2 separate regions of the Homo sapiens genome follow, and region 1 is linked to region 2. A link is a contact called in ENCODE Hi-C data. All regions are on one chromosome and are shown on one strand. The core of a region is the stretch at or near the end of the contact, and the rest is flanking DNA. Distances in the headings are between cores, read along the strand shown. Region 1 holds the start of PATL1 (PAT1 homolog 1, processing body mRNA decay factor). Region 2 overlaps CTNND1 (catenin delta 1).

The links. A loop is a pair of places that touch in the nucleus more often than their neighbours do. Pooled maps may share reads with other maps.
Region 1: a pooled map shows a loop between it and region 2 (10-fold over the local background). The contact joins the promoter of PATL1 here to the enhancer-like site in region 2. A Hi-C loop is called at or near these places in 6 of 50 pooled maps.

Annotation. Positions count from the first base shown.
Region 1 is chr11:59,666,429-59,673,820 of GRCh38, reverse strand. PATL1 (PAT1 homolog 1, processing body mRNA decay factor) reads left to right here and starts at 4,784. Exons shown (of 19, transcript NM_152716.3): 1 at 4,784-4,940; 2 at 6,857-6,968. The coding sequence starts at 4,926. It overlaps PATL1-DT (PATL1 divergent transcript), which reads right to left and starts at 4,511. Exons shown (of 4, transcript NR_187296.1): 1 at 4,279-4,511; 2 at 134-245. RefSeq lists enhancers at 4,235-4,524, 4,451-4,745 and a silencer at 4,705-5,054.
Region 2 is chr11:57,789,974-57,796,354 of GRCh38, reverse strand. It overlaps CTNND1 (catenin delta 1), which reads right to left. Exons shown (of 21, transcript NM_001085458.2): 3 at 4,682-4,970; 4 at 2,274-2,345; 5 at 626-778. The coding sequence starts at 4,876. TMX2-CTNND1 (TMX2-CTNND1 readthrough (NMD candidate)) reads right to left here. Exons shown (of 21, transcript NR_037646.1): 4 at 4,682-4,970; 5 at 2,274-2,345; 6 at 626-778. Among named protein-coding and RNA genes, the nearest start is that of CTNND1, 31 kb to the right of the region's middle. RefSeq lists an enhancer at 3,784-4,078. Within about 2 kb of position 3,939, at least 30 of the 41 ENCODE cell types and tissues checked have a DNase peak (open chromatin) inside an H3K27ac peak, as active enhancers do.

The DNA of each region.
Region 1 (7,392 bases), core at 3,535-6,034, 1.9 Mb before region 2:
TTTACATGGACTTACACTGCCAATCTTCTTAAAGGTGACCCAGAACTGGCAGAGCATCTCCACTTCCATATTCCATTAGTCAAAGCAGTCATAGCTCAGTCCAGATTCAAGGAAAAGGGAACATAGATCTTACCTCCTAATGGGAGAAGTAGCAGGGTGTGCTGGTTTGCGCCTGTAATCCCAGCTATGCAGGAGGCTGAGGCCAGGAGTTTGAGACCAGCCTGGGCAACATAGTGAGACCCTGTCTTTATAAAAATAAAAAATAAATAAGCTGGGTATAGTGGTGTGTGCCTGTAGCCCCAGCTATTCAGAAGGATGAGGCAGGAAAATCACTCGAACCCAGGGGTTTGAGGCTGCTGTGAACTATAATCACACCATTGCACTACAGCCTGGGCAACAGAGTGAGACCCCATCTCTGAAAAGTAAATAATAAAAACTAATCAGTTAATTATTAAATGGGAGAACTGTCAAAGAATTTGTGGCCATGTTTAGTCCATCACAAATTTTGCCTTGTAACAGTTATTTTTATTATATGGGTAATTCTTTTCCCCTAAGATTTGTTGCACTAAGGGGTCCCATTACTTTCTGGGAGGTTTGTCATAACTTTTTTCACTACATGAGAAATGACCCTGGGTGCAGCACCCTACTCTTTTCTCCCTCTATAACCCTGCAAGTACTAATGGACAATGTGGGGTTTCAAAGTGTAGTCACAGAACTAGTAGCGTCGGAATAATCTGGCAACTTGTTACAAATGCAAATTCTCAGGCCTGACTTCCCTCCTACTGAATGTGAAACTCTGGGGATGGGGCCCAGTAGTCTATGTTTCAACAAGCCATCTTGGCAATTCTAAATGCATGTTAAAGTTTGGAATCAGTGTTTTAGAGATGTAAGTTACTTGATGAAAATATCTGAAACCAGTCTCACAAGAAAGTAAATTGTACGTCATGTTTTTTTACATTTAGAAAAGAAACAGGCCAGGTGTGGTGGCTCACGCCTGTAAGCCCAGCACTTTGGGAGGCTGAGACAAGAGGATCGCATGAGACCAGGAGGTCGAAGCTCAGTGAGCTGTGATCATGCAACCGCACTCTAGCCCAAGTAACTTGTCAGGTTTAAAAAAAAAAAAAAAAAAAAGTAAAAAAGAAACATGTATACTCTGTAAATACTATAATGGCTTACAGAGCCTCCAGAAAGCATAGATAATGCCAAAGAAAGCTGGTGTGGTGGCTTTCTCTAATTGATGGCCTTCCTCAGCTGTCAATAACCTTTCCCATGTACTTGGCATGCAGGAGACACCTCCCTTCTCCCACCCACTCAAGGGACAGTTCCCAGAAACATCATACTTTATGTCTAAAGAATCACTTGTGAAAAGAACTTGTACCTTTTCCATCTTAATAATGGGCCTATTAGCAGCTCAAAAAAAACTATATATATATATATATATATATATATATATACAAAAAAAACCATATATATATATATATATATATATATATATATATATATATATATAGTTTTTTTTGAGATGGAGTCTCCCTCTGTTGCCCAGGCTGGAGTGCAGTGGTGTGATCTCAGCTCACCACAACCTCCACCTCCCAGGTTCAAGCAATTCTCCTGCCTCAGCCTCCCGAGTAGCTGGGACTACAGGTGGGTGCCACCATGCCTGGCTAATTTTTGTACTTTTAGTAGAGACGGGGTTCCACCGTGTTAACCAGGATGGTCTCGATCTCCTGACCTCGTGATCCGCCCGCCTCGGCCTCCCAAAGTGCTAGGATTACAGGCGTGAACCACCAGCACCCGCCTAAAAATACATTATTCTTTTAAAGGGACTTTCAATCTCCCTCACAGACAGGTGTTGTATAAGAGGAAATGGGAAATTTTGTTGATCCTGTCTATGACACTTTGTTTTCTGCTCCTTTAATTCCTGCTCTACAGCATTTCTTTCCTTGTACTTTCTTTGGGTTTATTTTATAGCTAATTTATATTCAGGCTTCCCTATTTTCGTCCTCAGTCTCCCGAGTAGCTGCTGGGACTACAGGCACAGGTGCACACCACCACGACCAGAAATAATGCAGAGCAGCTAATAAAACAACTAACCCAGCTAATTTTTGTGCTTTTTGTAGAGTCGCGGTTTCGCCATGTTGCGTAGGCTGGTCTCCAACTCCTGAGCTCATGCAATCCACCCACCACATCAGTTGTAACTATTTTCTGCTTTCCATTATTTAGTCATTGAATTGGAGGGGTTTTTTGGTTTTTGTTGTTGTTGTTGTTGTTGTTGTTGTTGTTTTTTGAGACAGAGTCTCGCTCTGTCACCCAGGCTAGAGTGCAGTGGCGCGAACTCGGCTCACCTCAAGCTCTGCCTCCTGGGTTCACCCCATTCTCCTGCCTCAGCCTCCCGAGTAGCTGGGACTACAGGCGCCCGCCACCACGCCCGGCTAATTTTTTTGTATTTTTAGTATTTTTAGTAGAGACAGGGTTTCGCCATGTTAGCCAGGATGGTCTCCATCTCCTGACCTCGTGATCTGCCCGCCTCGGGCTCCCAAAGTGCTGGGATTACAGGCGTGAGGCACCGCGCCAGGACTTTTTTTTTTCTTTTTTAATTTCTGAAAACTTAAGACTTTTTTCCTAATCTGTTTTTACTATTGATATCTTACATAATGATCAGAAAACATGATCTGCAAGATCAGGGATCAGCAAACTCTGTAAAGCGCCAAATAGTAAATATGTTACACTTTACAGGCCACACTGTATCCATTGTAACCACTCAACTCTGACTTTATAACATTAAAGCAATCAAAGACAATATGTAAATAAATAAGGTTGGCTGTATTCCAATAAAGCTTGCTTTACAAAAACGGGTGGCTGGCCAGATTGGACTGTGGGCCATAGTCTGCTAACCCTTGATCTACATGGCACCAATTCTTTGGTAATTATTAAGATGTACTGCTACTTAGTTTTTTTTGTTTGTTTGTTTGTTTTTTGTGAGACGTAGTCTTTGCTCTGTCACCCAGGCTAGAGTGCAGTGGTGCGATCTCGGCTCACTGCAAGCTCCGCCTCCCGGGTTCACGCAATTCTCCTGCCTCAGCCCCTCGAGTAGCTGGGACTACAGGCGCCCGCCACCACGCCCGGCTAATTTTTTGTATTTTTAGTAGAGACGGGGTGTCACTCTGTTAGCCAGGATGGTCTAGATCTCCTTGACCTTGTGATCCGCCCACCTCGGCCTCCCAAAGTGCTGGGATTACAGGCGTGAGCCACCGCGCCTGGCCTGTTACTTAGTATTTGATGTTTTATAATGTTCCATGCATGCTTGAAAACCAATAAATCATCTTGTCCCGACGCTCCACTTCTTTAAAGTTCAGGCCTGGCCCATGTCAACATTTGCTTTTGTTATTCTGGCACAGTGATTAAGACACTCGGTTTTTAATAATCAGACAAATCTCAGCTGCTAGCTTTACCACTTGCCATTGGGTGGTTGGAGGCAAACAATGTCGCTAATCCTCAGGTTCCTCAACTGTAAACTGAGAAAATAACAGTACCTACCTCATGGGGGGCACATAAGGAAGGATTCAATGAGATAATCCATTTTATAAAGCGCCTAGCAGAGTCCCAGGCAGCCTTCAATCGTTAGTAGTGTTACCATCATGAGGCAGGTGTAATTATACCCATTTTACAAGAAACTAAGGCTCAGAGAGGTTTAGGTAAGTTGCCCAAAGTTTCCTAGCCAGTGGCAAAGCACAAGCTCCCACCCAGAACTTTTCTTCACAAATTCAGCGTTTCCGATACTCAAACTGATCCAGACACACTAACATTTAGGGGATTTACTGTATGCCATTCCGAGACGAGGCTGCATTTTAAGACGCCCAGGGAAGAAACGGATTGCGAAACCCAAAAGAATTCATTCTTTGTGCTGCAAGTTTTGTCTGAAAGGAAAGGGGCAAGAAGGGCATGGAGCGTGCTAGAGGTAACAAACCACCCAACAGAATTCTGGAACCAGGGGGCCGAAGCTTCTAAGCTGGACACATTCCTCTGTGGGTTCGATCCTCTAAGGAAGTGGAGTCACCCAGCGGCGCACCACGGCCCGAAGACCCTGCTGCTGCGTGGCCAGCGGCCCACGGCCGTGCGGCCCTTCGAGGCTCTGCAGCTCCTCGCGCCTAATGAGCCTGGCGCTTAAAAATACCACCCTAGTTAAACCTCCCGGAACCTGTCTTCAGCATTTCAAAAAAAAAAAAAAAAAAAACGGGCGCCGTCATCACTTTGAGCCACATAAATCACAGCCCTGACCTGCTGTGGATTCAGCAGGCGACGAGCCGCTGAAAGTGGCGACGAAGTCCGCCCCTTTCGAAGACCAGCAACTTTCCATTCTTTTTTCCCTGCGCAAGGCGCAGATTGCAACGGGGAGACCCCCGAGCAGCCTGAGGAGTGAGTCGGACGTTGGAAAAACTGCCCGGGAATCTCATCTTTCCCAGCCCAGGCTAAGCGCAGGATTCTTCAAAGCTATATCCTGTGACAATCACAAGGGTTTTCTCCGCCCCACGGGTGACGGAGAACTCGTGACCGGCCCCTGAGCTCCAAGCCGAGCGCCTAGAGGGCGCGGAGAAAGAGGGGGCGGAGCTACAAGCCCAGATCACCAGGCAGCCGAAGACGGGCAGCGCGTGCGCAGTCTCTCGCCACGGGACCTCCTTCCCGCCGCTGAGACTAGGAAGCGGGACGCCAAATCTGTCCCTGCGCAGCCGCCGCCGCCGGGCGCCGAGCGGGGTGGCCGCCCTGCCTGAGGCGCGCCTGCGCACGTCCCCACGCACGCTCCGGCGTACGGCGGCGGCCAGGGGTCGCGAGCCGGTGGAGGACCCGCGCGCGGAGGAGCCGGGGAGTCAGCGCTTCTTCCCTCCCTCCCCCTCTCCCCTCCCCGCTCCCTGCCCCCCTCCCCAAGAATGTTCCGCTACGAGGTGAGCTGTTGCGACCGGAAGTGACCCCTCCCTCCCTCCCGCGCCCCTCTCCCTCACTCTCTCTCCGCGCGCCGGTCCTGTGTTCCTGCGGGGCAGGGGGCGGGCTGGGGGAGTCGCAGGACTTAGCTGGACGCGACTGGTCTGGGGTCGCGGGTCTAATCCTAGGGCTGGGAGCTGGCTTCATGGGTCGAGACAGTCCCATTAGTTGCCGCTGGGGAAAGTTGGCCTCCGTTTTGGGGTGGGGAGGGCCCGTTAAGTGCTGTAACCAGACCACACCCCCGCCCCCACCCCTAGAGGAGCCACGGAGGGTAGAGCACTGCATCTCCCCGGGTGCTTTTCTTAAGTAGGTGTCACCCGGGAATTCCCAGAGCCGCGTTTCCCGCCCTGGACCCGGAACCACCCCCCACCCACCTCCACTCGAATTACACTGACACACATCCCATTCACACAGGCTACCTTCAGGTGAAGGGGGCCTGGGCTTGCCGTTGGATTAGGGCCCCAGCCCGTTTACTAAAGAGGGCTCCGAGTTGGGAGGGGGGCGTGTCCTGCAGAAGTTCCTTCTGGGCTAGTGCTGGGAGACGCGGGTTTGGAGAAGGTGCCGGGAATGTAGCAATAGCAGCAGACAGTACTGACCCTGTCACCAACTCACTGTGTGACCTTGAGTGACTCCTAATCTCTGGACGTAAACTTTCTGAATTTGTAGCATGAAAGAACTGATGTAAATGATCCTTAAGAATTTTTAATTTAAAAAAGCAGCGATTTGGTAAAGTAGATATTTGTGATTTGGAAGGGAGTACTGCTGGAAGTTGCCTCTGATAAGGAGGCAGTGGCATGCCTATTGGCATGAGTTTGGAAGGGCTCTGGGGTAAGAAGAACGCCCTTTGACCTAATCTTTCCATTGTAAACAGGGTAGCTAAGAGGTAGCCAGGCAAGGTGTATCACAAACGTACCTACTGATAGAATATGGAATTCTGATTCTGAATTTTTGAAAATTGAGGACAGGTATACTTGATAGGAATGATCTAAGACCAAACCAAAAGGAAAACTTGGAGAATAAATCAGTTGAGTAAGATTGAAGTAAAGGGGGAAAATAGAACACACCTAGGATGTGGTGGCCTCTAGCCTTTGTTCGATAATCTGTAATCTTTGCCCACTTTGATCATCACAACTCTCTGCCATAGTTGGTATTGTCCCTGCATTACAATGTAAGACATTGAGCCTTACAGCCTAGCACAGAACCTTAGACGCAATAGGTCCTTAAAAGGTATTTGATGAATTAATTAGAAATTTTCTGAGTTGCCCATGTTCACACTGATTGTAGGAATGGAGCCAGAACTTGAACTTGTCATACCACAGCTTTTCCAGAGTTCATTTTATTGTGGTTGAAGACCTAATTTTCTGTTTCATCACTAGAGTTTAGGCCTATAGGGAAGATAAGAAAGATGGAAAATGAAGACAAAGCTTTAAAACGGAATAATAGTTGAAAAGATGACATGAATATAATGAGAAAGATGAGAATTTTGCTGGAAAAGATACATAAAGATACAAGAAAATAAAGGGTTCATTATTAATTGTCATCAGTATTCCAACCAGTGATGTAAGGAAAGTTGTGGGCTTAATTTCTTGGTTGCATGAGGAACTGCTGTTCGTGGATTCTTGATAAAATAGAGAAATGGAATGCTGTGAGGTGGGGCAAGAATTAAATGAAATAAGGATTAGGAAATAGAAAGTGAAAGAAAGATGATGAAATCTTCCAGTGTCAGGGAAATTGGGAAGTAGAAAAAAAATGCCATCTTTACAAAAAGTCATAATGAAGCAATTATGTTCATTGAGAAGGTAAGATGAACATTTTTAGAACATTTTTAAAATGAGGGTGTGAATTTCATGAATAACTAATGTCTTTTCTTTTTTTTTAGTCTTTGGAGGATTGTCCTCTGGATGAAGATGAAGATGCATTTCAGGGACTGGGAGAAGAAGATGAAGAGATTGATCAATTCAATGATGATACATTTGGGTCAGGTGCAGTTGGTAAGTGACATCTTTCGCTTATAATATCATCTTAGCCTCCTGCTCTTTTCAAGTGCTGTCTTTTAGAAGTGCTTTATCTTATTAGGGGTAACCTTATTCACTAACTTGGCAAGATATTCTTCTATTCCTCATCTTAGAATAGTTCATTCTTCACTGGAAACAGCACCTATCCTGCTCCTCTGGGTCTCTTTTTGCCTTACCTATAAAATCAGGTATTCTGTAAGCCTTGCCCCTTCCAGCTATATGATCGATGACTACAGGTTGCCCCTATGAGGGATTCAAATGTTTAGAGAAGTAAACATTTAAGAGAGATTTAAATTAATCCTAGATGAGAGGAATTTTTATTTGTATAACATATAACTTATGGAAAACTAGTGTACTAGTAGAAAATTCAGATTCTAGGATGTGGGTATATGTGTTTCAA
Region 2 (6,381 bases), core at 2,690-5,189:
AGTGCAATGGCGTGATCTCGGCTCACCTGCAACCTCTGCCTCCCAGGTTCACGCAATTCTCCTGCCTCAGCCTCCCGAGTAGCTGGTATTACAGGCACACACCACCACACCTGGCTAATTTTTTGTATTTTTAGTAGAGACGGGGTTTCACTATGTTGCCCAGACTGGTCTCAAACTCCTGACCTCGTGATCCGCCCACCTCAGCCTCCCACAGGGCTGGGATTACAAGCGTGACCCACCGCGCCCAGCCATGAACAATTAAATTCTATACCACTCCAAAAGAAACAAATCTTTATATCCCTAGGTCACTTTACCTAGGAATGCCTTAAAGCCTACCATCTATCTTTCTTTCCATCCTATAGGAAGTCCCCAAGCAGGAAAATTGCCCTGACAGTAACTATGCTTATAAGGGAAGCTACTATAGACCCTGATATACCTTCTGTCTTCCCTATCCCATAAGATTTTCCCATCTCTTCATCCTTTCTATCTGGCCAGAGATCACTTCATGCAATCAGATCAATAATGGCATATCAGTCCTCCATCTTAATTAAGTGCTTAACCCCTCCCCTAATAGAGAAGAAAAGACCTCTTATCACTTCCAGATCTTACACACGTCTTAGTTTACCGTGGTCTCTGTGCGCCGAGTGGTCCCATCATCTGAGGTCTCCACAGAGACTACAGACATGGCTCCCTCAGGATCCTCCTCCGTGTAGGTCTCCACAATCTGCCCCGGCTCCTGCATCCTGGGGATGGTGCTATATAGAAGGTGACTGTGATCCTATATGCAAAAGAGAAAAGAGAAGAAACTACTATTAAGTGCTATGTATAACAAGCCATCCTAATAAGAAGCATAAGTGGTAAACCTGGAGACAGGGACTCCTCATGCATCTTCTATAGGCCTCAGGATTTTTAGATGGGTGGCTGTCATCTTTTGAACTTGTACAAAAGGACAGTAGACATAATTTCCCAGTTGTAGTCATTTAACAAACATGAACTAACTATAGCCACATCAACATCCAAGTGACAGACAGTAGATTTAACTTCCCAGCTGTGGTCATCTAAGTGAACATGAACTGTGTTAAATGCAGTTTCATCTATATCTGAGTGATCCCTCAAAAGAGCAGCTCACCCAATAAATAAATAACTTGTATTTATTTACTTGAGATAGGGTCTCACTCTATCACCCAAGCTAGAGTGCAGTGGCATGATCATAGCTCACTGGAGCCCCAACCTCCCAGGCTCAAGCAATCTTGCCATTTCAGCCTCCTGAGTAGCTAGAACTACAGGCTCACGCCACCATGCCTGGCTAATTTTATTTTTTTTGTAGAGACAGGGTCTATGTTGCCCAGGCTGGTCTTGAACTCCTGGGCTCAAGCAATCCTCCAGCCTCAGCCTCCCAAAGTGCTGGAATTACAGGAATGAGCAAACCACGCCTGGCCAAAATAAAGAACTTTGTTTTTTTTTTTTTTTTGAGACGGAGTTTTGCTCTGCCTTGGCCTCCCAAAGTGTTGGATTACAGGCATGAGACACCGTGCCCAGTCTAAAATAAAGAACTTTTTTTTTTTTTTTGAGACAGAGTTTTGCTCTTGTTGCCCAGGCTGGAGTACAATGGCATGATCTCAGCTCACCACAATCTCCGCCACCTGGTTTCAAGCAATTCTCCTGCCTCAGCCTCCCGAGTAGCTGGGATTACAGGCATGTGCCACCACGCCTGACTAATTTTGTATTTTCAGTAGAGACGGGGTTTCTCCATGTTGGTCAGGCTGGTCTCCAACTCCCGACCTGAGGTGATCTGCCCACCTCAGCCTCCCAAAGTGCTGGGATTACAGGCATGAGCCACCATGCCTGGCCAAAAATAAAGAACTTTTAAGACAAACCTGAAAATCCCAGTAAGAGCCATCTTTTGACTGGCTTTATGTTACTCTTCAGATACCGTCTAAAAGGCTCAAGACCAGCCAGATTTTAGGTAGGGTTTTTTGCTGCAAAGTAGAAGCCTACTGTCTCTAGAAAAGAAACGCAGTACTTAGGGATCAAATGGGGTGGCAGTGGGGAGGAGGAATAGTCATAAAGATCAATGGTCATTAAAATTCATTCCAAAACAAAACTGCATATATACTTTGGAGCTCCACTTCTTTGTTTTCGTAAATAAAAGAAACTAATTGACGAGTATGTACAATGTGCCAGGCACCTTACAAGACACAAATATGCTCTTATAGGCTGGGGAAATAAGAAAATATGAATGAAGCAACCCAGGTCTTGAGCCAAAGAATTACCTGGGGTCCGTTGAGTTTCAAATCTGAAAATTTCTGTCTTTCAAGGTCAGCATCGCCCACAAACCGGCCGTTCTGAAACACAGCCCACAAGAAGACAATTCATTTTGTGGCCTTCTTTTGCTCTATCAAATACAAACGATCTTTTTTTCAAACAGGAAAAGGGCTTTCAAGAAGATATGTGTGGCCTGGAGTCCTTGTGTCAGTACTCATAAAAGAACCATTCACTCTTTAGTCTTAGCACTTTCCTCAAAATTGAAAATCAGGCCTGGAACTCTGGCAGACAGGGTCTCTGGAACATAAGAACGTAAACTCCACGAGGGCAGAGGGTTTTTTGGGATAAGTTTAGTTTAGTCTAGTGCCTTGAACAGTGCCTGGCACATAACAGGTGCTCAAAAACTATTTGCTGAATAAACAGCACAGACCTAGATAATTTCCCTTACATGCAACCTTTTTGGAAAGCCATAAAAATGTAAGGAAAGTTGGAAGGGCTAAGTTGGGGGGTTTCCAAAGAGCTTTATAGTCTCATGAATCTTCATGCAGTACTACCACTGGAAACTCCCATTCCAGGCAGCTTTTTAAAGAAAGAAGCAAGATGGCTATCATGTCCTAATGTAAAAAACAGAAATTTAATTAAAGAAAAAAGCAAGAGATACGAGTCTCCCTTTCCAAGTACAAAAACAAGCACCCCAACTCCCCTCAAGAAAACAGAAGGCTCAATATCTTTACCAACAATTATTAGAGCCACAGAATACATTCCAAAATGTCATCCAGAAGTTGCTCTGTCTTAAGCAGCAGGAAATAATCTAATGACATTATACCACATAAAAATATATTTGCCTGCTCCTCTTCCAGTAGAATAGTGAGATCCAACCACCTTGGGAGACTCTTCCTCCACCCCACTCCCATTACATAGAGTGTAATGCTGCAGGGAGAGGAAGTTAAACATTACTTTCAGGAAGAAGGAAGGGTGTGGTTTTACTGCTAAGCAGAAGTTAAAAATAAGAGAGCAACCACATACTGAATCCTGGAATTCCCCATGACCTCCAAACCTGAGCAGTCCAGCTTTCTCCTTTCAATATAATTTCATCCCTAACTTTCTATTGTAGTTCCTGTAAAAATCCTAGGAACACTGCAAGCATGCTGCCTCCCTCAAATTCCTTGATCCTCCAACTGGAATTCTGTTCTCTCTCAACTGCAAGGCTCCTCAGTATGAGGGACTTTCTCTATCTTAAAAAAAAAAAAAAAAAAATCACTCAGCCGGGTGCAGTAGCTCACGCGTAATCCCAGTACTTTGGGAGGCCGAGGCAGGTGGATCACGAGGTCAAGAGATCGAGACCATCCTGGCCAACATGGTGAAACCCCATTTCTACTAAAACTACAAAAATTGGCTGGGTGTGGTGGCACACGCCTGTAGTCCCAGCTACTCAGGAGGCTGAGGCAGGAGAATTGCTTGAACCCGGGAGGCGAACGTTGCAGTGAGCCAAGATTGCACCACTGCACTCCTATTTAAATAAATAAATAAAAATTACTCAATGAAAAGGACTATCAGGGCATGAGTACTGTTCTGGTTCCCACTCAGAGATCTCTCGTAAGATGCAATCTATCAGGCAATGTCTACCACACACACACATGCGCGAGTGCGCGCGCACACACGCACACACACACAGAGGAAGACAGACAAAACCTCAGACAGATTACATCACAGCAAAGTCAGACTAGAAAAACCAGAGGAAACACAAGATACTTCTCATTTCTAACACCAACTCTCCCAAGTCACATCACAGAGTCAGCCAACCCAGAGACCACTGGCTCCTGTGGTTATTTGGGTTAAACAGCAGCATGATGCTCCCTCTCCAACTCTAACCAACAGAATTAACAATGACCCCTTCCTCCAACACATGATTTACACAGCCAACAAAAAGAGCACACAAGGACAATATGGAGCAGGAGTACACAATTTATGGATACTGCCACACCTGGGTACAGACTGTTCCCTCAGGGAGACTGAACTAGGGCTGAGAGCACAAGATGCCCAACCATTAAGTGGGCATTTACTTTCCTGATTTTTTGATACCAAGAAAAAAAAATCAGAAAAGAAAAGTAACTTGAGTACAGCTGCAAACTAAACTATCTACCATTACTAGAATTGTAGCCCACCCCAAAAAACCTACTCCAGCAAAACAGGAAGTCAGATGGATGCTTCTAGAGATAGTAACTGCACCCAGCTCAGTCCAGCAGCAATATTCCTTGTCTCTTATCAGCATTTAACACCCCTGGAAAAAAATCCCTGGAAGAACGGGCACTGGACAGCCCATCACCAAAAGGAGAGTAGCTTCCCAAAAAGGATCATAGCCTCTCTGTGACCATGCCAAAGTCCTACCTGCACGTCTGATGGAGAGAGGGGTTACCTGATGCCGGCGGGTGAGTGTGCCGTTGGCCATGAGTGGGTTGGCATCTTGTGGTGAGACCCGGACGCGTTCCAGCTGCGCCGAGACGTGGCGCCGTTCCTCCTCCAGCGCCCGGGTCAGCTTCTCAAACTGGGCCTCTTGTTCCTTCACAGAGGCCAAGATGCTGGCGGTCGACTCCACCTCTGAGTCGTCCATGAAGGTAAGGGGCGGAGCCGCCGCAGGGCAGGGTAAAAAGGAAGGTGAATCACAGAGGAAGGAGAAGGAGGGAGAGAGACCCCCTCACTTCACACTACCGGGAAAGGGTAAGAGAAAGGAGAGAAAAGGTCACAGGTCAGAGAAGACAGATGAATTATTAATCCCAGAGCCAAAGATGCCCTCTCGTGGTTTTACTGCAGTGCAGAAAGCAAGCCACCGCCAAGCCTGGGAGCCCATCACCAGTGTCTGTTCAAGCGGAATCCTTTGCCCACTAGCTTTCTTCAACATCCCACCAGAAATAACTATTGAAAGGAAAGGTGCAATTAAATCTAAGTCTCTACACTGTTAGGAGAGGGAGAATGTGGTGAGGTGCTGTAGTTATGAGATTGGATTATTTTTCCCTGAAAAAAATCTGCTGGTATCAACTCAATGAAATGTGTAACTCCAATGGTACAGACAAGCATTCACTATCCTGCAGGGACAAGCCACTTTTAGAGATAATAGGGCAATACAGATCTTACTTAACCTCTCCCACATCTAAACACTAAAACTGCTGAAGTGGCAGCAAATTAAAAAAAAAAAATTACTATGCTAAACTAAATGCCAATTAAGAAATGAAAAGGCCGGGCACTGTGGCTTACACCTGTAATCCCAGCACTTTGGGAGGCCGAAGCAGGCGGATCACGAGGTCAGAAGTTCGAGACCAGTCTGGCCAACATAGTGAAACCCTGTCTCTACTAAAAAAATACAAAAAAAGGCCGGGCGTGGTGGCGGGAGCCTGTAATTCCAGCTACTCGGGAGGCTGAGACAGGAGAATGGCGTGAACGCCGGAGGTGGAGCTTACAGTGAGCCAAGATCGCACTATTGCACTCCAGCCTAGGCGACAGTGCAAGACTCCGTCTCAAAAAAAAAAAAAAAAAAAAAAACACACACACAGACAAAATTAGCCGGGTGTGGTGGCGTACTCCTATAATCCCAGCAACTCGGGAGGCTGAGGCAGGAGAATAGCGGAGGTTGCAGTGAGCCAAGATCGCGCCATTGCACTCCAGCTGGGGCGACAATGCAAGACTCCGTCTCAAAAAAAAAAAAAAAAGAAAGAAAGAAATGAAAGTAGGTGGCTCACACCTGTAATCCCAGCACTTTACGAGGCCGAGGTGGGTGGATCACTTGAGGTCAGGTTCAGTTGGTCAAGACCAGCCTGGCCAACATGGGGAAACCTTATCTCTACTAAAAATACAAAAATTAGCCAGGCATGGTGGTAGGCACCTGTAATCCCAGCCGAGGCATGAGAATTGCGTGAACCCAGGAGACGGAGAGTGTAGTGAGCCGAGATGGCACCGCTGCACTCCAGGCTGGACAACAGAGTGAGACTCTGCCTCCAAAAATATAATAATACATTCATAAAAGGGCGTTTCTACTTTCCAAACTATACTACTATAGTTTGTTAAATATTATATTGATGGCAAAACGTGTTCCTTGACTAATGGAGACAACAGAGTAACAGA